2 separate regions of the Homo sapiens genome follow, and region 1 is linked to region 2. The links are chromatin loops, found by intact Hi-C in ENCODE. Cell type or tissue: gastrocnemius medialis. All regions are shown on one strand. Each heading gives the region's core, and the rest is flanking DNA. Links, peaks and the distances in the headings are about the cores only. Region 1 has its middle 61 kb from the start of CCNE1. Region 2 holds the start of URI1 (URI1 prefoldin like chaperone).

The links. Hi-C counts contacts between places; a loop is a spot of excess contacts. Peaks named below come from ENCODE experiments on the same cell type or tissue, not always from the same donor. Only the 100,000 strongest peaks of a DNase experiment are listed, where the experiment ranks them.
Region 1: a loop joins it to region 2, with 5 times the contacts of the local background. A loop is called at or near these places in 2 of 110 quality-filtered maps.

What each region holds. Positions count from the first base shown.
Region 1 is chr19:29,865,514-29,880,610 of GRCh38, forward strand. No RefSeq gene overlaps it. Among named protein-coding and RNA genes, the nearest start is that of CCNE1, 61 kb to the left of the region's middle. RefSeq lists silencers at 7,777-8,236, 13,659-13,718 and enhancers at 13,489-13,783, 13,502-14,002. In gastrocnemius medialis, for the core only: CTCF peaks have their summits at 6,776, 8,191 (motif pointing left) and 8,395; a DNase peak (open chromatin) is centred at 9,808; H3K4me3 peaks cover 1,677 bases; H3K27ac peaks cover 3,733 bases.
Region 2 is chr19:29,935,038-29,950,134 of GRCh38, forward strand. It overlaps URI1 (URI1 prefoldin like chaperone), which reads left to right and starts at 7,202. Exons shown (of 11, transcript NM_003796.3): 1 at 7,202-7,627. The coding sequence starts at 7,511. RefSeq lists an enhancer at 6,948-7,037 and a silencer at 7,058-7,727. In gastrocnemius medialis, for the core only: CTCF peaks have their summits at 7,773 and 8,089; a DNase peak (open chromatin) is centred at 7,154; H3K4me3 peaks cover 2,067 bases; H3K27ac peaks cover 2,479 bases.

The sequences.
Region 1 (15,097 bases), core at 4,387-12,386, 70 kb before region 2:
GTTGCCAAAGCTGGAAGAGATTTTAAAGTATGCAAAGACTTATATCCTCTCTGGGGAAAATGCTAAATAAATACTACAGCCAAAAACAGATACACTGGGCCAGGCACGGTGGCTCACATCTGTAATCCCAGCACTTTGGGAAGCTGAGGCAGGCGGATCACTTGAGGTCAGGAGTTTGAGACCAGCCTGGCTGACATGGTGAAATCCCATCTCTACTAAAAATACAAAAATTGGCCTAGTGGCAGGTGCCTTTAATCCCAGCTACTTGGGAGGCTGAGACAGGAGAATCGCTTGAACCCTGGAGGTGGAGATTGCAATGAGCCGAGATCTCGCCATTACACTCCAGCCTGGGCAATATATCCAGACTCCATCTCAAAAAAAAAAAAAAAATAAGTCCACAAACCCTTTGATGATCGTCCCTTCAAGATGTGGATCATGGACCTTAATTTCCCTCCCTGGTAGTGTGGGACAGACCTAGTGACCCACTTCTAACCAAGAGAATCTAAGAGAGTGACAGGATGTGACTGAGGTTAAAGCATAAACGGTACGAGGAGTTCCTCTGTCTCTCATCACTTGATGTGAGGGAAGCTGTGTTGTGAACAGCCCCATAGATGCCCTTGGGACAAGGAACAGAAGTCTCCTGCCAACAGCCACATGAATGAGCTTCAAAGAGGATCCTGCAGCCTCAGCCCAGCCTCAGAGGGCTGCAGCCTTGGCCGACACCCGGTTACAGCCTCCTGAGAAACCTTGAGCTGGGACCATTTAGCAGAGCTGCTCCTGGACCTGACCCGTAGAAACTGTCAGATAACAAACATCTCTTGTTGTAAACTGCTAAGTTTTGGGGTAATTTGTTACCCTGCCATAGATAAATAATACAATCTGTAAAGAAACACAAATTTCTATGTTAACAGTGGAGAGGTACCCATTAAAGGAAATGAAAAGTATTGTGGAATTTCTGAATTAATACGGGTAAAGAATGATGAAAAACCTGAGCCAACCATCAAAGAAAAGTAAATGGGAAAGGGAAAATAACAATAATTTAGTAAGCATAAACCAGAAAAATGTAATAAAATCAGTAAACACACAATAAGATGGAAGAGGTTAAACCCATTATATATCATCTATCATTATAAATTATGAATTTTCCTATCAAATTGGAAAAAAAGAAAATTCAAGTAGATGCTGTTTATATGAGGCACATTTAAAATAAAGACACAATGAAAAGTTGAAAATTAATTGTTGAGCAAGGAGTTAATGGAAAAATGCAGACAAAAAAAGAAGCATAGTGGCAGTATGAAGATGAATCAACATGGAATCCAAGGGGCGAGGTCCTGAGCAGAGAAGGAGATTATGAAACATGGAAGTGCAATTCACAGAGAAACTAAAGTCTTCAGAAACATGTATGTACCAAATAATGTGGTAGCCAAACACATAAAGCAAAACTCCCAGGAATACACAGAGAACATGGTAAAAATATAATTATAATAGAAGGTATTTTAATACAAAGGACTAATTATCTGAGTATCTATTATTCAAGTCCCTGTAATTATAAGACTGCTTTGAAAAACAAAAGTATTCCTGGTACAATTACAGCAGCAACAATAATGATAATAAGAAATAACAAACGTTAAGCTCCTATGATGCGCCAGCCAAGGTTCTAAGTACTTTACATGTACTAACCCTTTTGGTCCTTACCACAAATTATATGTCATGATTTATTACTATCTGTTAGCCAAGATGACTATAATAATTTCTTCCATCCTTGTATATACAAACTTTTGCAATGTGACTTTATCAATTCCTCTTTTAAGAGGCAGAATGTATTTTTTTTTTTTTTTGAGATGGTGTCTCACTCTATTGCCCAGGCTGGAGTGCAGTGATGTGATCTCAGCTCACTGCAACCTCTGCCTCCCAGGTTGGAGTGATTCTCCTGCCTTAGCCTCCCAAGTAGCTGTGACTACAGGTGCACACCACACCACCATGCCCGGCTAATTTTTTTTGTATTTTTAGTAGAGATGGGTTTTTGCCGAGTTGGCCAGGCTGGTCTCCAACTCCTGATCTCAGGTGATCCATCCACCTCAGCCTCCCTAAGTGCTGTGGCGTGAGCCACTGTACCCGGCCTATTTTTATTTCTTTTTTTGAGATGGGGTCTCATTCTGTCACCCAGGTTGAAGTGCAGTGGCTCAGTCTCGGCTCACTGCAACTTCCTCCTCCCAGGCTCAAGTGGTCCTCCCACCTCAGCCTCTCAGTAGTGGGGACTACAGGTGCGAACCACCAAGCCTACCTAATTTTTCATATTTTTGTAAGAGACAGGGTTTCGCCATGTTACCCAAGCTGGTCTCAAACTCCTGAACTCAGGCAATCCAGCCCCCTCAGCCTCCCAAAGAGAATCTATTTTTATATCCATGAATCTGGTCTGGCTTTGCAACTTGCTTTGACAATGGGATGTTGTGGAAATTACTTTTTTTTTACTTGTGAGTTAGCCCTCAAGACACTGCACAGCTTCCACTCTTGGTCTCTTGGAACACTTCCACCATCGTGTGAAGAAGCCTGGGCTGGGCTGCTGAAGACCTGTAGCCAAACACCCATCATCAGACATGTGGGTGAGGCATCTTAGAACATCTGGTCCCAGCTGAGTTGCTGGATAACTATAGCTGCATTAGTAACCAAGGACAAGATCAGCAGAAGAGCCATCCAGCTGAGCCCACACCAAACTGCCACACACAGAATTGTGAGAAAACAAAATGGTTTTTGTTTAAAATTTTTGAACTGGTTTCTTTTGCAGAACTAGACAACTGAGAAACCATTCCCATTTTGCAAATGAGGAAATAGAAGCACAGGAAGGTTGAGTAATTTGCCCAAATTTTCACAGCTATGATTATGATTCTTAGTTAAGTCGTGACTTGAATCCAGTTACTAATGAATTGAGCTTTTATAAAATTATTATTCACTCAACCATTCCTCCCAGTTCACTGTTAGCATTTATCCTGGACAAATGCATCAGCATTTTTGATGGTCAGCCTCTCAATAATCGTAGAAATACCCCATAGTACAATATAATTCAAGTCAATTACAAAGTGAAACTACACATTTTGAAAAAAAAAAAAAAAAGGATTTTATGAAAGAGCAATATTGGGTGAGGTGCTGGTGGCTCATACCTGTAATCCCAACACTTTGAAAGGCCAAGGTGGGAGGATTGCTTGAGGCCACGAGTTCAAGACCAGCGTGGGCAACATAGTGAGAGCTTGTCTCAGTACATAAATAAAAATAAATGGTTTGATTATTGTGACAGAAGTTGTCAACTGTTACCCAATATTCATTCTGTTTTCACTGACATGAACCCAGTTTTGCCTAGGGTGGTAATGTACTCAGCTAAAAATCCTCTCCTCCCAGACTCTTCTGCAGCTAGGGGTAGTCGTGTGATGGTGTTTCGGCCAACGTAACATGAAAAATTCTACTTGTGGGGCTTCTGTGAAAGTTATTGCTTTCCCGATAAATAAGGGGCAGACTAAGGTGGCTCAAACCTTTTTGCCTTGAGTCATGCCCCCTTTGAACTGGAATGTGGATGAGATTCCTAGAGGTGCAGCTGCTACCTTGAGAAAGCAAATAGGAAACCTTCAGGAGGGTGAAGCGGGGGCCAGAAGGGCCACATCTGTGATGTTTTTCGTGTGCAATGGCACCAGCCCATCTGTTTGCCTTTGGATTTTTTTTGTCATATAAGAAAAATAAGCTCCTAGCTTGTTAAAGTTGCTAAATTGGGTTTCTGTCAAATGCAACCCTGACTGATACAAATAGCAAAGGATTAAGAGAGGCCCTTAGGACGATAGCTGAAGCCATCAATTACCTTTTGCAAAACACAGTAGTATTGCAGAAGTCAGATGTGAAGTGAAGGGTGTCTTGTCATGATATCACACAATTTTATTAGAAAAATTATACTTTCAAAAAGTCAACATTAGATTTATTATTTCTAAGCAAACTTTTTATTCAAGTATAACATACCTATGGGAAAGTACACTGGATTTATATTTGTCTTAAAAATGACATTGTTGCAATTATAACCTAAATTTCAGTAAATATTAGATAAAGTAAATGTCTTTTTTGTACTACTTGGTTTCATGTCTCGGTATAACATTATGCATGAAATTTTGCCCTCCCCCAAGTGGATTCACGCTAAAGTGTTTTTTCTTTTTCCTCTAATACAATTATTTTTGGATAATGATGATGACTTGTATCTCTTTCAGAAAGTAGTAGATTTCTGTAGAAAGGCCTCTGTAGGAGGCCGGGCGCAGTGGCTCACACCTGTAATGCCAGCACTTTGGTGGCCAAGGCGGGAGGATCTCAGGGAATCAAGACCAAAAAAAAAAAAAAAAAATTCTACCTGTTATCTTCTCTGATCATATCCTAGTGAAAACAGAAAGCAACAATTAAAAAAAAAATCCCTAACGCGGTGAAACCCCGTCTCTACTAAAAACACACAAAAAATTAGCCGGACATGGTGGCGGGTGCCTATAGCCCCAGCTACTCGGGAGGCTGAGGCAGGAAACTGGCATGAACCCGGGAGGTGGAGCTTGCAGTGAGCCGAGATCGCACTATTATTGCACTCCAGCCTGGGCGACAGAGGGAGACTCCGTCTCGGGGGAAAAAAAAAAAAATCCAACCCCCACCCCCACCCCCCGGCCCTCCCACTGCCCCTGCCTGCTCCCCTCAAGAATCATTGAGGAAAACAAACCCGTAATACTTACTTGGAAATTCAACCATTTCTTTTTTTCTTTTTTTTTTTTTTTTTTTTTGAGACAGAGTCTCGCTCTGTCACCCAGGCTGGAGTGCAGTGGCGCAATCTCGGCTCACTGCAACCTCCACCTCCTGGGTTCAAGCGATTCCCCTGCCTCAGTCTCCCGAGTAGCTGGGACTACAGGCGTCCGCCACCACGCCCAGCTAATTTTTTGTATTTTTAGTAGAGACGGGGTTTCACTGTGCTAGCCAGGATGGTCTCGTTCTGACCTCGTGATCTGCCCGTCTCGGCCTCCCAAAGTGTTGGGATTACAGGCATGAGCCACTGCGCCCAGCCTCAACTATTTCTTGACATGTGGATCAAAAAAGGAATTAAGGAGAAGAATTTTTTTTTTTCTGAGACAGAGTCTTACTCTGTGGCTCAGTCTGGAGTGCAGTGGCACCATCTCGGCTCACTGCAACCTCTGCCTCCTGGGATCAAGCAATTCTCTTGTCTCAGCCTCCCCAGTAGCTGGGATTACAGGCATCTGCCACCACGCCCGGCTAATTTTTGTATTTTTAGTAGAGATGGGGTTTCACCATGTTGGCCAGGCTGGTCTTGAGCTCCTGACCTCACGTGATCCACCCACCTAGGCCTCCCAAAATGCTGGAATTACAGATGTGAGCCACCATGCTTGGCCTCACAGACATTTTTAATTGTAATTAAAATTATAGTTACTTTGCAAAACATGTAACAATTTGTCATCCCACCAGCAATGACCAGGATAGGTGTCCACTTCCCCACAACCTCATCCACCTTAAATGCTAGTGTTCTTTTGAATTTTTGTCATAGTCACAGGTACTGTTCTGGCAGGAATGTTCCTGACACTTTGAGAGGCTGAGGATCTTTGCACATGCTTGTAGGATGTCTGGAGCTCCTCTTCTGTGAATTGCCTCCTCCTATCTTGGCCCATTTTTCCACGGTGTTGTTTGCCTTTTTGTTATCAGCTTGTAGAAGGCCTTTGTTTATTAAGGTCAAGGAGGCCCAGGAAGTGGAGCCAGCCTTGTGAGCAGGGAGGGTTCTTTCTGGGGCAAGGGGCAGATCAGAAGATCTGATAGAGAGCCCCCCCCCCTCCAACTACGTGCTCACAGTGTGTTCAGGACTTACAGACCACAGAGCAGGAATGTGCAGGGCTCAGGTCAGCATTAGGGTCAGGTTCTTAGGAAAAGAAAGAGCAAAAACAATGAAACACAATACAAAGTAAAGAACAAACACAGTGAGAAAATATAACATAAAATAAAATAAAGGCAGTAAGGCCCTGGGCCTGAGACCCTGAGAAAAAGCTGGTAGGTCTTAGTCCACACCCTGCCCCGTGTTTCCTTCCTTTTAAATGTCTGCAGCAAGCATTCATATTCCCGTTTAATGAAGGATCCGGCCAAACACGGTAGCTCATGCCTGTAATCCCAGCACTTTGAGAGGCCGAGGCAGGCGCATTGCTTGTGGCCAGGAGTTCGAGACCAGCCTGGCCAACATGGCGAAATCCCGTCTGTACTGCAAATATAAAAATTAAGCTTGAACCTGGGAGGCGGAGGTTGCAGTGAGCCGAGATGGCGCCACTGCACTCCAGCCTGGGCAACAGAGTGAGACTCTGTCTTAAAAAAAAAAAAAAAATTAGCCACGCGTGATATAAAAATTAGCTGGGCATGGTGGCGCGCGCCTGTAATCCCAGCTACTACTCAGGAGGCTGAGGCATGAGAATCGCTTGAACCCGGGAGGTGGAGGTTGCAGGGAGCCGAGATTACACCACTGCACTCCCTCCTGGGCGACATAGTGAGACCCTGTCTCAAAACAAAAACAAAAACAAAACAAACAAACAAAAATCCCCGTGACCCAGCCCAGAGAGGAATGACAGCCAGGAATGGAACTCGAGGTTTCATTCCACACCACAACACTGTCTTTTAATTTTTTATTGTTTTACTTCTCTTCATTGCATTTTGTTTTATTTCATTGTTTTTACCCTTTCTAAGGACTTGTGAATAAATGCGTGGAACTGCAATGTGCATACAGTAGGCGCCCAAGCGGGGGCAGTGCAGCCCCTGCTCCCCGCCCGCGGGTGCCTTCGCTGATGAGCCTGAGGCGGGCAGCCCAGCCCTCCCGCCCGTAGGCAGCCTGACTCCAGGCCAAGGGGCAGCGGAGAGCTTCGGGGCTGCGCGCAGGAGCGCACGGCCAGGTGGGCTTTTTATGGCGCGGGCCGAGGAGGTCATTCTTTTTAGTGGGCTGTACAGCGTCCACCGCGAGGCACTTTATTTTTAGCTTCTTGAAGGCTACGATGGAGCCGCCTCCTCCGCTTTCCCAGTGCTTGCCTCCACCTCCCCCTTGACGCCCGGGTGCCCGCGGCTGCTCCTGGCTGCAGTGTCCCGATCTGTGTAGTGCAGGGTCCCTCTAGAGGTCCCCGGGCACCCTCAACTCTCAGCCCCCGTCCCCTGGCGCAGAATATTCCAGCTCCCGGGTCATGGCCCTCCACCCCCACTCGAACCTCCATCCTGTTCTGCGCCCGTCCTGAATTGCTCTTTAAAATAGTAATAATAATTTCCACTTTGATTTTGGATTCGTTGGGGGGGGGGGGGTTACACGTGCAGATTTGTTACACGGGTGTACTGTGAGGTTTGGGGTACGAATGATCCCGTTACCTAGATAGTGAGCATGGAACCCAGTAGGTGGTTTTTCAGCCCTTGCTTCGCCCACACCCCGTGGTAGTCCCCAGTGTCCGCTGGTCCATCTTTGTGCCCCCGTGCAATGCGTTGCCCTTGACGGGCCAGGTGATCTCCCCGAGGTGGGAGCCTGGCCACCCTCCCCCATTCTGCAGCCTTCACCTCCAACACCCAGCCAGGGCCAGCTCAGAGGCGCCCTGACTTGCCCACGGGGCCTGCACCCATGCTCGCCCAAACCCCTCGCATCCAGCACTGCAGGCCGGGTTCTGAGCGTCGTCGGGCGTGGTGGAGCTCGGCGGGGCCCAGCGCGGGCCTTGCCGCGGGGACACAGGGCAGGGTCGCGCTCTGCCCTCTGCCGCCACTCCAGGTCAGCATCCTCAGGGCTCGCGTGGGTGACGGCCCGTCTCGTAGCGGGGGTGAGCTGGGCTGGTCCGAGGGGTCTCCGCGGCCTCCCCAGCCACAGTCCCCGCCCGCTCCGCGCCCTCCCCGCGGGGTCGATGGCTGGGGGACCCGGCTCCGGCCCAAGCCAATCAGTCCTTCCTGAGCAGCGTGAGGTGGCTGCCCGAGGGCGGGCGGGGTGCTGCTCTGGCGGGCTCCTGGAGGCCTGGGTGGCGCAGCCCGGGGGAGCGGAGGGAGGAGGCGGCCCTGAGACCGAGCCGCGCGGCGGGTGGGCTCCCCTGACCCCGCTCCGACCCGGCCCCGCGCCCTCCCGGCCGCTCGATCGCAAAGCGTCTGCTGCCATCTGGTGGCGGCGCCCGGGCATCTGCGGAGCGGGGAAGCCTGGCCAGGCTGGTGCTCAGACCCCCACCCAGCGCCCCCGCGCCCCCGCGCCCGCGCCGCTCTCCCGGGAAGTCCCCAACAGCCTCTGGCTTTGCTCGGCTTCTCCCAGCAGAAACCGAGCCCCACGTCTCCTGGGAGCCAGCGCGCGGTGGCCGGTGCCGTGCCCAGGGGGTGACGTGCGTCCCTCTCTAACTCGGTTTTCTCATCTCTAAAATGGGGTTCATGGAAGTGCGTGCCTTGTGGAGGCTTCGCAAGGCTCCCAGGTTCCCTTAGCTCAGAAATCAGGCCTTACCCCTGAGGCGCGAGGCTGCGGGCACGAGGCTGCGATTTGGCGGCAGCCGTATTTGCACACTGTCACAGAATTAACCTCAGAGCTGGCTGGCTGCGGGTCCTGGAGGGGGTGCAGAAAAGGGGAGGGCGGGCCAGGCTCCCACCAGGAGCACCTGCAGATCGCCCTGATCGTCAAGAGCAAGGCATGACCCCTGCAGAACGGGCTGTAGGCTCGGGGCGAGGGGGGAGGGGGAGGGGACTGTCACCGGGGGGGGGGCCAGAATCCTCTGAGCCTGGGGACAGGGGACTGAGCGAGGCAGGTAGAGCCCCAGGCCCAGGCAAGAGCTCGAAGAGTATTAGCTTTTGCTGTTGTAAACCCCATGGGGTGGTCTGCAAACTGCTTCCCATACTCGCTCCGTCATGCCCTGGCTCGGCTCTGACATCACTGGTGTTGGCCATATCGCGGATTTTCTGTTTCCCCCTCTGTAAACTGGGGATGCCAATGCCAGCCCCCACTCCCGGATGAGGTACCTGGTGTACAGATGGCTCGGCCACTCTGCTGACCGTGCCCCCGACATCATTGTTCCCCGGGGTTTTCCCTCTAAGCTCCAAGAGGTTAGTTAATTCTCTGCCAGTGTGCAGAGACTCCCACAGCTGCCCCCAAACCTTGAGGTCTCCCCCCATATCCTCCTGCCTTATAGGCAAGGCCTGTTTCCTGAGCCAAGGGAAGGCGGGTGTCTTTCCTGGGAACCCCCTCCGCACGATCACAGACTAGAGAGTCCAAACCACAGATCATGTTTTCTTTCCAAAAATAGGAGCCCCACTGAGGCAGAAACTTCATTCTTTTAATAAGATGATGGTATGTTTAAGGAAAATAAATATTTCTTTTAAAAAAGAAAAGGCGATTTGGATCCACTCACATGCCAAGCACTGTCCCGGAGACCCAGGCTTGGTGCATGGCTGCGGAGGATTCCAGCAGGCATGCAACTTTAATTACTTCTCAGTGTACCACAGAGGTGGCCTGCAGCACCGGGTGTGACAGCAAGGTATGCCACCAGTAAGGGGGATGTCTCAGCAGCTGCCAGCACTCTGCCTGTGAAAACGCCAGCTCCAATTCAAAGGTATCAAATATTTGCCTAGCTGTTCAACATTTCTTCAAATAATATACTCACGACTAATTCATATCTGGACTCGACGTCTTCATCTCTCCAGGCCTCCCTCCTGGATTAGCGTGTCTTGTCTATTCCGGGAGAAAGTTGTCCTACATTCTAAAAATAGAGCTGGGAGTCTGGACATGGGCATGCACAGTCAGGGGAGGCTTTATTTATTTATCTTAAGGGTTGTCCTCTGAAGACAGCTGCAGCTGAGCCTGGGACTCACTCATCAAATAGCCATTCGCGGCTGGGCGCAGTGGCTCATGCCTAAAATCCCAACACTTTGGGAGACCGAGGTGGGTGGATTACCTGAGGTCAGGAGTTCCAGACCAGCCTGGGCAACATGGTGAAACCCCATCTCTACTAAAAATACAATAATTAGCCGGGCGTGGTGGTGGGCGCCTGTAATCCCAGATACTCAGGAGACTGAGGCAGGGGAATTGCTTGAACCCAGGGGGCAGAGGTTGCAGTGAGCCGAGATTGCACCACTAAACTCCAGCCTGGGTGAAACAGTGAGACTATCTCAAAAACAACAACAACAAAACAAAAACAAACAAATAAAAAAACAACAACAGAAAACAAACAGCCATTCATAGGTACTCAGCAGAGGGCAGGGCCTTCTAAGAAGTCTGTGCTGGCTGCTGCCTTCCAAAAGAGGCCGTGCTCCACTCCAGGGGATGCTCCGTGACCTCTGAAGTGAGGACACCCTCTCAAATCAGAGGCACGGGCCTCTCTCCTCCATAGAGGGGTTCTTCCGTTCCTGGGGATTAAAAGCCCCAAATGCCCCTGTATCATCCAGGACCCATTGGGTGGATTGCTCAATCTGGCCATCCAGGCGGAGTTTTATAAATAACTGTTTGCATGGGGGACCTCAGGAGGAGGAGTGGTACCCTGGGTCTAGTAGCAGTGGGCTGTTCCCATCCCTGGGGCCGCAGGGCTACGTGAGGAGGCGTTCTCTGACGCAGGGCAAGGTGGCTGTGTAGGCAGCACTCCCTGATAGCAGTGGTGACCGAAGAAGGAGGAGGAGCTCAGGGAACCCCCACTCTAGGTGCTCTCCTCTGCCCCCCAGTTTCCTGCTAGGGCCTCCCAGGTCCACCTGCCCAGAAGGCAGAGCGAGGCATCCACAGATAGAGTCTGTGGAGGGGTACACAGAGCCAGTGGAGGAGGGTGAAGGGGGTGTGCAGGGCAGAGGGGAGACTACCAGCTCCTCTCTCTTTTTTGAACCCGCTCCACCTCTCCAGCCTCCTTCTGTGTCTCCTGTGCTAAGTACCATTTCTCTTTCTTTCTCATGTTTCATCACCTCCGTCTCTCATTGACTCTCCTCTCTGTTTTCCTCTTGATATATCCTCCCCACTTCTCTGCTGCAGAAGAGGCGAGGTGAGTACCATTCACCTCTCCCAAGTGGTCCAGTGGCAGTGGGGCCCCCACGCACTCTACACCGTTGTTGTGTTGCTAGAGGAAGGAGAGCAGCTGAGCCCTGGGGACCTGGGGACGGGCTTCATTTGATTCTCTGCTCTTCCTCCTCTGAACTACTCTAAGTGAAGCCAATCAGGATTACTTTCATTTCATCACTTCAAGGACTTCCTCCTCGGAGTCTTTTCATCCTTCTCCTGCCTTGGCCTAGAATTAGGGAGGGGGAGTTAGTCCCCTCCTCTCTTCAGCCCCTCTGGCCAGCATCAAGCCCTTATTGAGAGCTCCAACTGTGCACCCAGCGTCAGAAATGATTTGGGGTGCCTGTGTCCGGAGCATACAGTCCTGACATGGGTGGGGACCCATGATCCATTCATTCAGTCATCGGACAGAATGCATCCAGGGCCACCCTGCTTGGGCTCCGGGCTAGACTTTTTTTTTTTTTTTTTTTTTGAGATGGAGTCTTGCTCTGTCACCCAGGCTGGAGTACAGTGGTGTGATTTCACTGCAACCTCTACCTCCCAGATTCAAGCAACCGATCCTACTACCTCAGGCTCTGGAGTAGTAGGGACTACAGGCATGGGCCACGAGCACCATCCCTGGCTAATTTTTTTTTTTTTTTTTTTTTAGTAGAGATGTGGTTTCACCACATTGGCCAGGGTAGTCTCAAACTCCTGACCTCAAGTGATGCAGCCACCTTGGTCTCCCAAAGTGCTGGGATTACAGGTGTGAGCCACTGGGCCCAGCTTTTTTTTTTTTTTTTTGAGACAGCCTTGCTCTGTCACCCAGGTTGGAGTACAGTGGCACTATCATGGCTCACTGCAGCCTCTAACTTCTGGACTCAAAAGATCCTCCTACCTCAGCCTCCTAAATAGCTAGGATTATAGGCATGCACCACCACACCCACTAATTGTTTTTTTTTTCCTTTTAATTTTTGTTGTTGTTTTGTTTTTTGTTTTTAGGCAGAGTCTTGCTCTGCCACCCAGGCTGAAGTGCAGTGGCATGATCTCAGGTCACTGCAACCTCTGCCTCCCGGGTTCAAGTGATTCTTGTGCCTCAGCCTCTCAAGTAGCTGGGATTAGATTTCGCACCACCATGCCTGGCTCATTTTTGTACTTTTAGTGGAGATGGGGTTTTCCCATGCTGGCCATGCTAGTCTCAAACTTCTGGCTTCAAACGATCCGTTGGCCTCAGCCTCCCAAAGTGCTGGGATTACAGGTGTGAGCCACCGTGCCCAGCCAATCTCTGGCCCTGATAGAGCAGATAGGGAAGGTGTGTAGCACAGTGGATCAGTAGATAAGCCCATCCAAGCCTCAGTCTCCTCTTCTCTTAAATGGGGATGAGAATCCCTACTCACAGGTTTGTGTGAAGGTAATATGACCTCACAGAGGGTTGCTTTCTTATTAAGTGGCAGGGACTTCTGCTCTGCCCCTGAAGCCCCCAAATACACATAAAAGGTGTAACCTCAGATGCAAGTAAGGAGGCACCACCAAGAGGGTAGAGGATACAGACCTGAAACACAAGGAGGAGATTGGCACCTCAGCTGGAACAGATGGGCTTGAGCCCCCGAATTCTGCTCGGGTTTTAAATTGAATAAAATAATCCCCAGAATGAATATCCCCTCTGTGAAGCACGTCCACTGTGAGGAAACCCCTAGTAACAGATCTCACCATGGCACAAAGAAAATCCTGCTCTCATAGTCTTGGATGATATATACAGCCAGCTAATGCAAAAAAAATTTCATGTTATTTTTGCTTATTTTTAAGTCCACTGGGTGCATCGTGGCTGATCGCTGTTCTGACATTTTTCTTCCCTCATTAAGAAAGATGCCCCTGGTGAGATACCTGTGCTGGGCTCAGAGCAGAAAATAAATATCGCTGGCATCCACTTTCCTATACTCTCTGGGTGTAATTAAGAAAAAGGCACCTGCAGGAGAGAGAAAGTGCAGGGTAGAAAATGGCCCAGTGGTTACTGCTCATGAGAACTCCCCAGTCTTCATAACCATCCAAATGTCACTCCTTCCATGACATTCTTCTTCTTCTTCTTCTTTTTTTTTTTCCTGAGAGAGGGTCTCGCTGTGTCGCCCAGGCTGCAGTGCAGTGGTGTGATCATAGTGAGCTATGATCAGCCTCGAGTGAGCCCGAGGGAGCAGCCTCGACCTCCTGGGCTCTAATGATCCTCCCGCCTCAGCCTCCCGAGTAGCAGGGACCACAGGCGTATGCCACCACGCCAGTCTACATATATATATTTATTTTTTGTAGAGATACCGTCTCACTGTTGCCCAGGCTGGTCTGGAACTCCTGGGCTCAAGCAATCCTTCCGCCTCAGCTTCCCAGAGTCCTGGAATTACAGGCTGGAGCTGCTATGCCGGACCCATTACAACCTCCTGGATCTGCCGGGGTCCCCCTCCATCTCTGAGCCCTAACACTTCCCTTTGGGGACTTTTCCTTTCCATTGCGGTTTTGCTTTTCCCCCTTCACACGTCTCTTATCCCAGCTGTAGTTGGCTGTCTTGTTTGTTTTGTCCAAGTCACCCTGCTTTTCTTTGGAGGACCCATCCATGACTCACAGTCCATGTGATTTAGGTAGAGCTCCAGCAGGGAGTGGCACTACCCAGGAATGGCCAACCAATGAGGGCACAGAAGTGCAGCTGCAGGCCACTGTGATTGGTTCAGGGGTGGGCAGTGAGCTAAGCTGAACCAATCAGAACGAATCCCAAGATATGGCGGGGAAGTGCTGAACAAGCCCCTCTCCTTGAGCTGAGGCTGGGACTGAAGTTGTAGTCGCCTTTGGCGCCACTGGGGAGAGCCTGCCTGTGAAAGAATTCCACTCCGAGGACAGCTGAGCCTCTCATGACAATCTGGGTCCTGATGCCGCTGTTTGAGCCCCTGGGTGCAGGGCTGCTGGAAACTTCCGGAAGGAGATTGCTCTTCTCTCTGGGAGACGTCCCCGGGGAAGCTTCAGACCCTGCCATCTCGTCCATCCCCACCATGCCCACCACCGCTCTGGCTGAGGCAGCTCCCTGCGGAGTCCTGCTCCGGGCTCAGTCTCCCAGAGAGGCAGAGTCGGGCACCGTGGGCATGGGAGACCTGCAGCCTGCCTGGTTCTCAGCTCTCAGGGGCTGGCCAGGGTCACAGTTACTGTAGCCCAGGGGGATTCTGTGAGAGACAGATGGGCTAATTTGGCTCGTTCGTCATTTTTAATGCCCTAATTTCCTGTTTTACACGCAGAAATGGCCCATAAATGGCACAGCAGGCTTCAGGGAGCTGAACTTGTACTTCCCGCTGGGACTGACTTACTCCTACTTTTTGGAATCAGGTGCACCTGCAGCCGTTCAGGAGCTGGCTGGCCGACTGTCCCAGTACCTCCTTGGTCACCTTCATACGGAGCTTTGGTCCTTCAACTTTGGAAAGGGTTTTGATTACCGAATGCCAGGCTCTCTTTCAGTCGGATTTTCCTTTGCCCCACTTTATTTCATTTTGCTTTTTTTTTTTTAAATTATTTTCTGGGCTAGGAGCCGGGGCTCATGCCTGTAATGCTAGCACTTTGGGACACCAAAGCGGGTGGATCATGAGGTTCGGAGTTCAAGACTAGCCCGGCCAGCACGGTGAAACCTCATCTCTACTAAAAATACAAAAATATTAGCTGGGTTTGGTGGTACACCCCTGTAGTCCCAGCTACTCAGGAGGCTGAGGCATGAGAATCACTTGAACCTGGGGGGTGGAGGTTACAGCGAGCCGAGATCACGACACTGCACTGGGTGACAGATGAGACTCTGTCTCAAAAAAAAAATTATTTTCCGTAGAGATGGGGGTCTTTCTATGTTGTCCAGGCTGGTCTTGAAATGCTGGGCTCAAGCAATCCTCCCACCTTGGCTTCCCAAAGCACTGAGATGACAGGCATGAGCTACTGTGCCCAGCCCATTTGCCCCACTTTGCACACTTTCTCCTCTCTTGTCACCTTTCCTTCCATTACCTTCAAATGTGCTCATCAAACCGTGAGCCCCTATGAGGCACTGGGCGTGCACACCCTGAGCAGAGGCCTCCCTGATGCTCCACGCCC
Region 2 (15,097 bases), core at 4,750-12,749:
GCCATTTATTTAATAGCTATTTGCTTTTCTGTACATTTTTTAAATTTTGTTCCTCAATTCCTCCACTACTACATTTTTTTGGTATTTAATAGATTTTAGTGTATCATTTTGATTCCTTTTTTCTTTCCCTGTCTGTATATTTTTTAGTTATTTTCTTAGCGGTTGCCTTGGGGATCACAATTAGCATCTTAAATTTATAACACCCTAATTTGAATAATACTAACTTAGTTTTAAGAGTATACAAATACTTTGCTCCTATACATCTCTTTCCCTCCCTCTTTATATTATTATTGTCCCAGATCATATCTTTATACATTCTGTGCCCATTAACATAGATTTATAATTATTGTTTCATGCATTTGCCCTTTAAATGATAGGTGAAAAACAAAGTATTATGAACAAAACCTACAATAATACTGGCTTTTATATTTACTGATGTATGTAGTTACTATTTTTATCAGTGTTCTTTTTTTTTCTCATCATGGCTTTGAATTACTATCAAGTTTCCTTTCATTTCAGCCTGATGGATTCATTTTAGCAGCTCTTGTAGAGCAGGGCTACTAGCAATGAGCTTTCTCTGCGTTTATTTATCTGAAAATGTCTTAATTTCTCCTTTATTCCTGAAGGATAGTTTGTCTGGTAGGAAATTCTTGGTTGACAGTCTTTTTTTTTTTTTTCCCCAGGACTTTAACTGTGTTATTCCACTGCCTCTGGGCCTCTGGTTCCTTTTCTTTTCTTTTCTTTTCTTTTCTCTTTTCTTTTTTTTTGAGATGGAGTCTCACACTGTCATCCAGGCTGGAGTGAAATGGTGCCGTCTTGGCTCACTGCAACCTCTGCCTTCCAGGTTCAAGCAATTCTCCTGCCTCAGTCTCCCAAGTAGCTGGGACTACAGGCACCCGCCACCACGCCTGGCTAGTTTTTTGTATTTTTAGTAGAGACAGGGTTTCACTATGTTGACCAGGCTGGTCTAGAATGCCTGACCTCATGATCCACCTGCCTTGGCCTCCCAAAGTGCTGGGATTATAGGCGTGAGCCACTGTGCCCGGCACTTAAAAAAAATTTTTTTTTGAGATGGAGTTTTGCTTTTTTAGAGTTTTGCTCTTGTGCCCAGGCTGGAGTGCAGTGGTGCAATCTTGGCTCACTGAAACCTCCACTTCCCAGGTTCAAGCAATTCTCCAGCCTCAGCCTCCCAAGTAGATAGGATTACAGGTGCCCACCACCGCATCTGGCTAATTTTTGTATTTTTAGTAGAATGGGGTTTCGCCATATTGGTCAGGCTGGTCTCGAACTCCTGACCTCAGGCGATCTGCCCACCTCGGCCTCCCAAAGTGCTGGAATTACAGGCCTGAGCCACTGCACCCAGCCCCTCTATGGTTTCTGATGAAAGCTTAGCTATTAATGTTACTGAGGACTCCTTGTACCTTACAAGTTGTTCCTCTCTTGCTGCTTTCAAGATTCTCTTTTTGTTTCTGATTTTTGACAATCTGGCTGTGAGTTTCAGTATGAATCTCTGAGTTTCTCGCGCTTGTAATTTGTTAAGCTTCTTGGACGTGTATGTTCATATCCTTCATCAAATTTGGGAAGTTTTCAGCCATTATTTCTTCAAATTTCTTTTTCTGTCCCTTCCTGTTCCTCTTCTCCTTCAGGAACTTCTACTATGCATATGTTGATATATGCTTGATGGCATCACATGGATCTATCAGGCTCTGTTCATTTTTCCTTTTCTTTTTTTTGAGATAGAGTCTCACTCTATTGCCCAGGCTGGAGTGCAGTGGCATGATCTTGGCTCACTGCAACCTCCTCCTTCTTGATTCAAGTGATTCTCTGGCCTCAGCCTCCCCAGCAGCTAGGGTTACAGGTGCGCGTCACAATGCCTGGCTAATTTTTGTATTTTAGTAGAGATGGGGTTTCACCATGTTGGCCAGGCTGATCTCAAACTCCTGAATTCAAGTGATCCACCCTCCTCGGCCTCCCAAAGTGCTGGGATTACAGGCATGAGCCACCATGGCCAGCCTATTTTTCGTTATTTATTTTTCTCTCTTTACAACTGGACAATTTCAATTGCCTTATCTTCAAGTTCACTGGTTCTTTCTTCTTCCTGATTCTTCAGATCAGCTTTTTGATCTCTCTAGTGAATTTCTAAGTTCAAGCTATTGTACTTTTCGGCTCCAGGATTTCTATTTTGTTCCTTTTTATAAGATTAAACTATCTCTTCATTGGCCTTCCCTATTTGTTCATATATTATTTTGGTTTCCTTTAGCTCATTGGGTGTAAGACAGTTGATTTAATGTCTTTGACTAATGTTTCCAATGTAAAGGCTTCCTTGGGGATGGCTTCTATTGAATTCTTTTTTTCCCCCTGTGAATAGGCTATACTTTCCTTTTTCTTTGTATGCTTTGTAATATTTTGTTGAGCACTTGGCATTTTGGGTATTATTGTAGTAACTCTGAAAATCAGATTCTCCTCCTCTTCAGGGATTGCTGATTTTTGCTTGTTGAGGGTTGCAGCCATCTGTTTGTTTAGAGACTTTTCCAAACTATGTTTGCAAAGTGTGTAGTCCTTATTGCATGTGGTTACTGATGTTTTTGTTTCATAATCTTTACAGGCAACCAGTGACCTGGAAATGATATCTGTAAATTTCTGGCTACAAAAAGGTGTTCTTTACTTTCAAATCTCCTGATGGATGCTGCCATAGGAAGCACAAGAGGGCTGAAACCAATACAGGAGTCTGTGCTAATCCCTCAGGACTCAAAAATGCCCCAATTTTTGGAGGACAAGGGTCATCTTGCCCACCTTGCAACCAGCCAGCCATTCCAGGAAAGCTATTCCTGCAGCCTCATGGTAGGGTGAGGGCTGAGAAATGGGGCATGGCAGCTGTTTTGCATCCACCCTGTTGCTGTTCTCTTACCAACAACCAGCAGCCTCTTTTTTCATCAAGAACTCCCCTGGCTGTTTATTCATGTCTCATGAGGTTTGCCTGTCTAATTTTTTGTATCTTTAGTAGAGATGGGGTTTCACCATATTGGCCAGGCTGGTCTCGAAATCCTGACCTCAGGAGATCCATCTGCTTTGGGCTCCCAAAGTTTTGGGATTACAGATGTGAATTATTGTGCCCAGCCAAGGCTGGGTAATTTGTAAAGAAAGGAGGTTTATTTGGCTCGCAGTTCTGTGGGCCATACAAGCATGTGGCACCAACACCTGCTCGGTTTCTGGTGAGGCCTCAGGAAGCTTCCAATCATGGTGGAAGGCAAATGGGGAGCTGCACGTCACATGGCAAGTGGAAGTAAGAGCTAGGGAGCAAGAGAGGAAGGAGGAGGTGCCAGGCTCTTTTAAACAACCAGCTTTCATGTGAACTCATTACTGCAGAAGAGCAGCAAACCATTCATGAGGGATCCGCCCCCAAGACCCAAACACCTCCCACTAGGCCCCACTTCCAACATTAGGGATCACGTTTCAACATGAGATTTTGAGGGAACAATATCCAAACCATGTTAGTGGCCCTCTATTGACTCCAACATCTATGAACAGGGCTGGTGCTTGCCTTGGTCAACTCTTGTCTCCCATTCCCAGTGGGGGGCCTGGCACATGAAGAAGGGATTAACCAATAATAAGTAATAAAGTAATAAGGTAATAAAATAATATTTACTTTTTTTTTTTGAGACAGAGTCTCACTCTGTCACCCAGGCTGGAGTGCAGTGGCACCATCTCGGCTCACTGCAAGCTCTGCCTCCCGGGTTCATGCCATTCTCCTGCCTCAGCCTCCTGAGTAGCTGGGACTACAGGTGACTGCCACCACACCTGGCTAATTTTTTGTGTTTTTAGTAGAGATGGGGTTTCACCATGTTAGCCAGGATGATCTCGATCTCCTGACCTCAGGATCTGCCCACCTCAGCCTCCCAAAGTGCTGGGATTACAGACATGAGCCACTGTGCCTGGCCTACCATTTTTTTTTTTTTCTGAGAGGAGTTTCACTCTTGTTGCCCAGGCTGGGGTGCAATGGCATGATCTCGGCTCACTGCAACCTCCACTTCCAGGGTTCAAGTGATTCTCCTGCCTCAGCCTCCCCAGTAGCTGGGATTACAGGCATGCACCACCACACCTGGCTAATTTTGTATTTTTAGTAGAGGTGGGGTTTATCCATGTTGGTCAGGCTGGTCTTGAACTCCCGACCTGAGGTGATTTGCCTGCCTTGGCCTCCCAAAGTGCTGGGATTACAGGCGTGAGCCACTGCGCCTTGCCAATTTTTTTTTTTTTTTAGACGAAGTGTCATTCTGTTGCCCAGGCAGGAGTGCAGTGGCATGATCTCTGCTCACTGCAACCTCTGCCTCCCAGGTTCAAGCGATTCTCCTACCTCAGCCTCCCGAGTAGCTGGGATTACAGGTGTGTGCCACCACGGCGGCTAATTTTTGTATTTTTAGTAGAGATGGGGTTTCATCATGTTGGCCAGGCTGGTCTCAAACTCCTGACCTCAAATGATCCGCCTGCCTCCACCTCCCAAAGTGCTGGGATTACAGGCATGAGCCACTGCGCCCGGCCAAAGCTGATCATTTGAAAGTGTGATAAGTGCTACAAAGAAAATTTAAAAAGTGAGGTGAGGGCAGATGCCTAGAGGAGAGGGGAGGGGCTTTTGTGGACAGGAGATCAAGAAAGCCCTGTTATTATTTGAACTGAGGCCTGAGTAATGGCAAGGAGGCAACCATGGAAAGATATGGGAGAAATATTGCAGGCAGAGAGATCAGCAGGTGCAAAGGCCCTGAGGCAGGAACTAGTCTGGAGTATCTGAAGAAGAGAGAAATTGTTGTGGTTGGCTTGAGTGGTAGGGGGCTTGGTTGGAGGTGGGGAAGGTGGGTCCGACAATGCTGAATTCTAGTAGGATGTCTGGATTTGATTCTGGTTGCTGTGGGAAGCCATGGAGGGCCCTAGAAGGGAGACTGACATGACCTGATCCCCTTTGAAAAGCTCACCCAGACTGCTGAGTGGATAATAGTTTAGAGGTGTGCGAATTGGATGTCTTTGGCTGCTCATGATAGAAAATTGTCCTGGTCATTTAGAAAATTTACTGGCCTTTTAAACGGGAAGTTCAGAAGTGATGCAGACTCCAGAGCTGGTTGATTCAGCCCTGGATCAAGTTCTGTGATGCTGTCAAGGATTGGGTTCTGTTCTCAGCTCTGCTGACCACAGATCGCACTTCATTCTGAGTACTGGAGTGTCTAGGTGGTCTGGGGGGCTGTCTGATACACATGGGGCTACCTGCTTTGCACTTCCTGGCCAAGGGGATAGACTGATTCCTTATGGGAGCACTTTTGAAGAATGAGGAAGAACCTTCTCAGGAGAGGCGTGGTGGCTCTTGCCTGTAATCCCAGCACTTTAGGAGGCCAAGGCGGGTGGATCACTTGAGGCCAGGAGTTTGAGACCAGCCTGGCCAACATGGTGAAACCCTGTTTCTACTAAAAATACAAAAATTAGCCAGGTGTGGTGGCACGCGCCTGTAGTCCCAGCTACTCAGGAGGCTGAGGCAGGAGAATCGCTTGAACCCAAGAGGCAGAGGGTGCAGTGAGCCAAGATGGCACCATTGCACTCCAGCCTGGGCAACAGAGGAAAAAAAAAAGAACCTTCCCAGAAGCCTCCAGGAAGTCTCTGTTTGGACGACATCGCACACCCATTCTTGAACCAACTATTTAGAAGGGAGATGCATCACCCCCTTTGCCTGGAGCTAGGGGGTGGGTCAGCTTCCTACAGGCACAGGACTATGTGGTCGCGGGTTAAGCCCCTAAACGAGGGGAAGTGGGGTGGGCAGCAGCCGATCTCCATTACAAGGGACAAGAGTAGGGGCAGCAAGGCCAGATCAATGGTTGCTGAGGTGGCTGGGGATGGAGAGAGGATGGTGGTGGTAGAAGAGATGGTAACAATGGTCAGGTCCTGGCTGTTCCAGAGGTGATGATGGTTGGATATGCAGTGAGGAAAAGACAGGAATGAACATTTATCTTTTCCCAAGTTGTCCTTGCTTTCTTCCTTTGAAGCCATAAAAAGGAAAAAAAGGGTGGATCTGGACTTGGGAGCTGGGCAGGAGTGAGGGAAGAGAAGCAGAGCAAGCAGGCACACCAGGCTGTGACTCTGCAGGCATCTCTCTGCCTAGACTTGTCTGTATGATGTGGAACGAACACGACCCATCTTTACTGCTAGCGACTGCAGCAGATAAGGCAAGGCCACTTTCACGCAGTTAGGTTAATAGGAGGCTGTACAAAGGGCTGTAGGAGGAAGTGGGCACAGGAGTTCTAAAATAATTGGAACGGCCAGGTGTGGTAGCTCACACCTGTAATCCTAGCACTTCAGGGAATCCAAGACAGGAGGTTAGCTAAGACAGGAGGCTCGCTTAATGTCAAGACCAGCCTGGGCAACATAGGGAGACCCCGCCTCTACAAAAAATAGAAAAATTAACAGGATGTGTTGGTGCGGGCCAGTGGTCCCAGCTACTCCTGAGGCTGAGGTGGGAAGATCGCTTGAGTCTAGGAGTTTGAGGCTGCAGTGAGAAATGATGGCACTACTGCACTCCAGCCCGGGCGACAGACCAAGACTCAGTCTCTTAAAAAAAAAAAAAAAAAAAAGAAAAGTGGGGGCAAAGTTATCCTTGGAAAATTTCTTAGTCCATTCATAGCAGCATATTAAAATTAGTACAGTAGCTTAATTTATATAAGAGAAAATACAATGTGTACAGTAATTAATGAACATGCAAAATATAATTGTATATTTCAACTCACTAAAAAGGCACAGAAAGAGTTGAATTTGCTAAAATTAAATGTGCTTATGAAACAGCTCTAGTACATGAATTAAGCTCCTAGATACAGATGCAGCGCCAAACGACGGGGAGGGAGATGGGGCACTCAAGGCGACACGCGGCTCTTGTTGCCGAGCGTTTCCTGGGCGTGGAGCTTCTATAGAATGTAAGCTTTTTTTTTTTAAGGTTCCAAAGCCTATATTTAGTGCTTTCATATACGTAATCTCAAAAAAAAAAAAAGAAAGAAATATCGGCATAAAATGTAAGCTTCCAGAGGGATACAAACGCAGCCCAGCGCGGACACCGCCAGCCCCAGCCACGCGGTTCGCATCAAGCGCACTCCCCTGGGGGCGGGGCCTGCGCGAGCTGGGCGTGTCGGGGGCGGGGCCTGCGCGCTTGCTTCCGGCGTGCCGCGAGAGGCGGGGCGTGTGGGGAGGCGCGGCCGCCACGCGACGCCTGGCTGGGCCCGCACCGGAGAGGCGTCTCGGTACCTGGCAGGCGGCCTGCTACTCGGAGCCCGCTGCGGGGCGGCGGCGGCGGGGACATGCACGTGTGAGATGCGGCAGCGGGCGGCGCGGACGCGAACAGCAGCGGCGGCGGCGGGCGCGGCCTCCTGGGCGCGGGGCGCGCGGTGCCTGAGGGCGGGCGCGCGGGCGCTGGGCAACTGCCGGCCGCGCCGCCTGCGCAGGCGCTGGTTCAGGACTCACACGCCGCGCTGAGGCCCGCGGGCCCGTCATGGAGGCGCCCACCGTGGAGACGCCCCCCGACCCCTCGCCCCCTTCGGCCCCGGCCCCTGCCCTGGTTCCGTTGCGCGCCCCGGATGTGGCGCGGCTGCGCGAGGAGCAGGAAAAGGTAACTAGCAGCCCCGCGCCGCTTCCGCCTCCGCCCGCCGGGCTGCCCCTGCCTGTGCTCTGGGCCGCCGCCCCGCGTGGCCTAGGCCCAGCTGCCCGGGCCCCCGGAGGGAACGGGGATAAACTTTTGTCACGTGCTTCTGTTGTCTTTGTCTGCAGCCCTTTGACTTCGCAGCGGAGTGAGGGGTGTGCAGCCCGTTCGCCTGCCCAGGAAAGGGGGCTTCTGAGCTGAAGGCGTGCGGCAGCGCGTGGGAATTTGGGGGCGGGGGCAGCACGCTGTCAACGGAAGCGTTCGCCTTAATATTTGTAGCTTGTAATGACCTAAACATTGCTTAAAATGTGTACTGTTTGTTGCTCTTTGATTGCACGGAAAAGTTTTACCGCGTTTGTCATGATAATGCTTCCTGTGCAATATTTGGTTATTTAATATTTGTCACAATATAATGCCATTTAAACATTAAAAAAAAAAGAGAGTCTCACTATGTTGCCCAGGCTAATCTCGAACTTCTGGCCTCAAGCGATCCTCCCCCTCCTACCCTTCCCCACCTCGCCTCCCAAAGTGTTGGGATTATAGGCCTGAGTCACCGCACCCGGCTCATTTTTACAAATTTTAATTTCATCGTATAATAAATGAGTTTTAAACTACTGGTGAAAAGGGTACAAAGTTTTGTGTTTCCTAGTGGGACTTTATATAAAGAAGTATTCCCAATTTAAGAAATAGTTTTATTGTTAAATCTGATTTTTCTGTGGATTCTGTGGTCTTTCAGATTGATTCTGTCCCCTCAAGTGTCTTGAAATTGTTACTTTGAAAAGCAGTATTTAATTTGCTTAAAATATTTTATGTCATGTTTGGAAGAGCATGGATTATAAAGGGTTAGGAAGTTGCTTCAACACTATAAGCAGTTTAAAAGTTCTTAACTTTTTAATTGAACATTCCTGTATAAGAACGACTGTTTACATAGATACAAAAATATACTCAGTTCTACTAGATGGGGGTTTTGATAGAACTTAAAAAACCCTCGTTTGCTTGGAAACCACCTGTTGGGATGAACTGCGGGAATCTTTCTTTGTTCTGGTTGGTTTAAATTATTTTGTGGGTTGGATTTTCATTTCTCAGCCATTTTTCTCTAATAACGCAACTGTTAGGTTTGGAAGCCATGTTTTCAAGATGAAGGTTTAAAAATCCAGTGGCTAGGGTGGTGACTCAAACCTGTAATCCCAGCTGCTTGGGATGTCAAGGTCGTGGAATTGCTTGAAGCCAAGGAGTTCGAGATCAGCCTGGGCAACACAGGGAGACCTCCGTCTATACAAAAAAATACAAAAAATTAGCCGGGCCATGGTGGTGCACGCTTGTAGTCCCACGTACTTGGGAGGCTGAGGTGAGAGGATCACTTGAGCTCAGGCGTTTGAGGCTGCAGTGGGCCATGGTCATGCAACTGCACTTCACCCTGGGCGACAGAGTGAGACCCTGTCATTCATATATATATATATATATATATATATATATATATATATATATATATATATATAAAACTTAACTAGTTTGGCGTCTTTAAATTAGAAGACATTAATGTATTTTTTTAAAAGAGAAAGATAGAAAAAGAAGAAAGAAAAAACAGCCCCTCATGAAATCTTACTCCTTTTGCCAAAACTTGGCATTTTTTATTCTTTCAGAGAATGTGACACAGACCCTCAGAGGATGGTGTTTCTATTGCCTTTCCTCTGCTGCAGTGGGTTAATTTCACCTCCTTCAGTGTATAATACGTGCATAATGCTGACTTGATATGTTTTCTGCCATTTGGCATATTAAAAAGATATCCTTAGTTTTATTCTGATGTTAGTGTGACTGAAATGCAAAGGATACTTTTTGGGGTGCTCTGAACAGCTTTCTGGTATCGTGTTGAGTTACATTGGAAGAGAGAGTAACTGCTTTTTCAGTTACAGTCTTGTGGCAAACTGAATGACTGTTTTCTGTAGACATTGACTGTGCTACCAAATTATTTTTCTGTGTTGTGTTAATGTTAATTCGGCACACAAAATAACCACGTATATCTGTCATGGGTGTGTAAAATTATCCCCAGTTCAGGAAAAAGCGCGTCAGTATTTAATCTATCTTTATTTAATAGAAGCATTTGCTTCAGTGGACAGGAGACCCACAAGGCCACAAAATAAACTGATTAGATAGCTGCACTGTAATTATAGTGTAGTACAGGAAAACTACCCAGTAAATCGGCAGTGAAAATTTTTTGTGAAGCAATTTATTTAGGCTTTAAAGCTGGCCCAGTTGTGGGAGTACAGTGAGTTCTAGTAAAGTAGAAGCGTAGTGACATCCTGAGTGTAGAAGGGGAAAATGTCATAGTAGCTTCATATGTGGCACTTAGTATTCCTTTATGAAAGATGAATCAAACATGCTTTTAAGCTCTTGGCCTTTCCCTACATGGGTTTTGTGAGACAGAGTTAAACTCTGCAGAAAATGATTTGAATGACTGTTCTCAGTTTTCCCTGAGAGGGTACCTACCTAGTTGGCTGTAGATGCAGAGAGAGAAATGAGTTCCTTACACACAGTGGGTGCCTTAGGCTTAGGGCATAATCTTCTCTGGGAGCCTTGATTGAGAGGGGCTGGTAGGTAATGTGGCTTAAATGTTGCTCATTAGTTTTGCTCTTTCTTTTTTTCCAAATTCAGCTAAGGAGTATAACAAGTTTTACGCTCTCTCTCTCTTTTTTTCTTGTATGTTCTCTGGAACATGGAATAAAAAGGACAAAAAATTGGCAACCTGAGGAAGAGGACAGACAAGGGGCATGAACAAGCCACAACCTCTAAGTGACAATATCTGTAGTCAGCGGTTAGGATCAAATATTTTAACATTGCTTTCACTTACAGTCAATGGTGAAACATTTCCAAAACAATTTATTTTAGTTAGAACTTCGGTTTGTTTCTATTTTGATCTAGCAATAAAACATGTAAGAAACATTCCCTGCAGCTTTGTTTATAAAGAGAAAAACTAAAAGTCTGACATTGGGGGATTGGTTAAATAAATCAGGAGCTGTTACGTAGGCATTGAAAACTAGGACAGTATGTATAGGGTGGTTCCAGTTACGTTTATATAAATATTTACACATTTTACATAGGAAAACACCATTGTTTTAAAAGTACACAATTTTATTATTTTACCTAAAAGTTTGTAAAATTGGATGGGATTTTTTTTTTTCCAAAAAAAGCTATTGATAAAACTTATTTTAATTTTAACGAAAATTGGAATGTTACTTTAATTGCAAAACACTTTCTGAGCCTGAAAAATGGCTCTTGGCTGGTTTGAATGCCGGTTAGGCAGGTTTATTTCTTGGTTACTTCAGAGCTGATATATATAATTTATTCAAACAACCATCTTCCAGTTGATTTCCTTCCCCCCCCCAAAGGTTTTATTTAATCTTCATTTGTTATAAGATACAGGGAGAGGAGAGAAATTCAGATCATCCTTTTTTTGTCTTTAACTAAATCTGTTTTTACTAACAGCAGTAAAATATTTGTTGGAAAAATGGAAGCTTAACCTGTCTAGACTGTGACCTATACCATAAAATGTGTGGTCTAGGACTGTTGTGGAGTGTCTTGGGCTGTTCAGGGAGGTTTCCTTGTACTAAGATCTTGTTAAATCTGATTCTAAGAATTGCATTATGTTGAAATTTTTGTTTCTTGGCTAAGGTGATGTTTCTGAGATACCTGTATTTTATCTCTAGATACTATTAGCTTTTATTAGCAGAACTACTGAGATTTTATTGTAATATTTTAAAAAGTGGTGGATCCAGTATCGTTTTTATAGGCTTATTTGCAGGATAATAGTAAGATTAGAAAATTCATTAGGATAATATATTTATAATTGAGTGCCTCATGTAGTTCTCACTTGGAATTTTGGAATAGCTTATACTTCCTGATATAGATCCTTGGGGAATTAAATGCATTAAGAGTAAATATTTTAAATTTTTTATAAAGCAGAACAGCTAATTTAACTTAATGGAGGGTTTTCATATTTCTTGTGATAAACTAAACTGCACATAGTTTAAAGAACTGTCAGCCACGTAGGCCATATAACAGCTATTCTTTCCAAGCCTAGAATCCATGCCATAGAATTTATGTAACAAATATTTAATGAGTATCTACTACATGCCAGGCATGTTCTGCTGAGTGTGCAGTAATGAACAAAATACAGCAAGTTCTTTCTTTCATGGTTACACTCTAGGGGTGAAGGCATGCAGTTACATAGCCTTACCTTGGGTGTTTGGTAGGTAAGGCTAAGTAGAAAAACAGGAAGGTAAGAGGCGTGTAGAGAATGAGGGATGTGAGTGGAGGGATGGTGTCTTCTGTAAGCCATCAGAGAGGGCTTCTCTGTTAGGTTCCATTTGAGCAGAAACTTGAAATAAGTGGGGAGTGAGCTGTGTGGATATATGGAGGATATTTTAGAGAAGAGCTTTCTAGCCAGTATGAGAGCAGTACCAGATCATTGTAAGAGTTTTGGTTTTCATATTTGTGAGATGGGAAACGATTGGAATGTGTTTTGAGGCTGATCTTAAATTATATCCATTTGTCATGCATATGTGAAGAAATGGACGGATGGAATTACATTATAGGGAGCAACTCTGTGTGCCACGCATTGTGATAGATGTTTACAGATCCGATCTTAGAATTTTCATTAATACTGTTTATTTTTCAGATGAACAGTTTGTTTCTAGTTTTTGCCTGGAACTTTCTCATGGCGTGTTTGTGTCTTCAGTTCCACTTAGAATGCTTTTTCTAAGGTGGTTATACCAGTTTACCGCTTGCTAGCAGTGGACAGAAGTTCTCCCTGCTTCAGTCTTTACCACCATGTGTCTTTTCATATTTGCTAGCCAATCTAGTGATGAGTAATGAGGTTGATGACCTTTTCAGATGTTTATTGGCTACTTGGATTTTTGTGTTTTGTTTTTGTGAAATACCTGCTCATCTGTTAACTACTTTCTATTGGGATGTTAGTTATATTCTAATTGATTCATAGTAATGACTGCCTTTCCAATTATATATTGTAAGTTTCTTCCCTGGTCTGTGGCTTGACTTGGAGCACTTACAGTGGTGTCTGTCCTTTGATCAACAGACATTTTTAATTTTAACAATTGTTTCCTTCATGGTTAGTGTTTTTTGTCTTATTTTTAAGAGGTCTTTCTTACTACTTTTCTGAAGATATCCTCTTATATTGTCTAATAGAAGCTTTACTGCTTTGCTTTTCACATTGAGAATCTACATTCTACCTGGAATTGGCTTTGTATATGGGGGAGATTGAGGTCAGGTTTCATTTTTACTGTATGGATACCTAGTTGTCCCATCAGCATTTATTGGAAAGAGTGTCATGTCTCCACCGCATTGTCATCTTTGTCATAAATCAGGTGACTGTGTAAGTAGATCAGTTTCTTGACTGTTCTGTTGGCTTGTCTGTTCTTGCAGCAAACCTACACTGTCTAAATCATTATGACTTTGTGTTATCTTGGTACCTGGTACATGGTGGTGTAGTTTTAGTTGTGGTTCCTCAAGATTGCCTTTATTTTCTCCTTTCCAGTCCGTATGCTGTTTCTTTCTTTTTCTTGCTTTTGATACTGGCCAGTTCAAGTGCTGGTAGTGGGCATCAGGGGTCAACTTTTAAACATTTACCATTAAGTGTGGTATTTACTGTGAGTAATTTTTGTATTTGCTTTTATCAGATTAAGGAAATTTCCTTATATTCCAAGTTTGCTATGAGTTTTTATGAGTGGGTGTTGAATTTTAGAAATGCTTTTTCTAAATTGATTTAATTATGGTAATTTATTGAAAAGAGTATATTTGTTCTGTAAGTTCTGTAACTTCAATAAGTAATGTTGAAGTTACTTTTTTTTGCCTTCAAGCATCTGTTTAACAAAGCACATCTTGCACCACCCTTAATCCATTTAACCCTGAGTGGACACAGCACATGTTTCAGAGAGCACGGGGCTGGGGGTAAGGTTATAGATTAACAGCATCCCAAGGCAGAAGAATTTTTCTTAGTACAGAACAAAATGTAGTCTCCTATGTCTACTTCTTTCCACACAGACAGCAACAATCCGATTCCTTTATCTTTTCCCCACATTTCCCCCTTTTCTATTCGACAAAACCGCCATCGTCATCATGGCCTGTTCTCAGTGAGCTGTTGGGTACACCTGCCACACGGGGTGGCGGCCAGGCAGAGGGAGTCCTCACTTCCCAGAAGGGGCGGCCGGGCAGAGGCACCCCCCACCTCCCAGACGGGACCGCGGCCGGGCGGAGGCGCCCCCCACCTCCCGGACGGGGCGGCTGGCCAGGCGGGGGCTGCCCCCCGCCTCCCTCCCGGACGGGGCAGCTGGCCGGGCGGGGGCTGCCCCCCGCCTCCCGGACGGGGCTTCTGCCGGGCGGAGACGCTCCTCACTTCCCAGACGGGGCAGCTGCCGGGCGGAGGGGCTCCTCACCTCCCAGATGGGGCGGCTGTGGGGCAGAGGGGGCTCCTGACTTCCCAGATGGGGCGGCTGCCGGGCGGAGGGGCTCCTCACTTTTCAGACGGGGCGGCCGGGCAGAGACGCTCCTCATCTCCCAGACGGGGTCGTGGCCGGGCAGAGGCGCTCCCCACATCCCAGACGGGGCGGCGGGGCGGAGGTGCTCCCCACATCTCAGACGATGGGCGGCTGGGCAGAGACGCTCCTCACTTCCTAGACGGGATGGCGGCCGGGAAGAGGCGCTCCCCACTTCCCAGACTGGGCAGCCGGGCAGAGGGGCTCCTCACATCCCAGACGATGGGCGGCCAGGCAGAGACACTCCTCACTTCCCAGACGGGGTGGTGGCTGGGCAGAGGCTGCAATCTCGGCACTTTGGGAGGTCAAGGCAGGCGGCTGGGAGGTGGAGGTTGTAGCCAGCCGAGATCACGCCACTGCACTCCAGCCTGGGCAACATTGAGCACTGAGTGAACGAGACTCCGTCTGCAATCCCGGCACGTCGGGGGGCCAAGGCTGGCAGATCACTCGCGGTTAGGAGCTGGAGACCAGCCCGGCCAACACAGCGAAACCCTGTCTCCACCAAAAAAATACGAAAACCACTCAGGCGTGGCGGCGCGCGCCTGCAATCCCAGGCACTCTGCAGGCTGAGGCAGGAGAATCAGGCAGGGAGGTTGCAGTGAGCCGAGATGGCGGCAGTACAGTCCAGCTTCGGCTTGGCATCAGAGGGAGACCATGGAGACAGAGGGAGAGGGAGACTGTGGGGAGACGGGAGGGGGAGGGGGAGGGAGAGGTTACTTATTTTTTAAGAAAGGCACAGTTGTAAGAATATGTTTGCTTGTATAGCCGAAGGCACATTCCGTTTTGTAGGTAGGTGAGTTTTCAGAACTCATTACTTGTAAGTTTTATTTTAGATAAACTTCTTGTTGTTGGCACTTAGTATTGTGCCAGTAATGTGCCATAAGAAGAGACA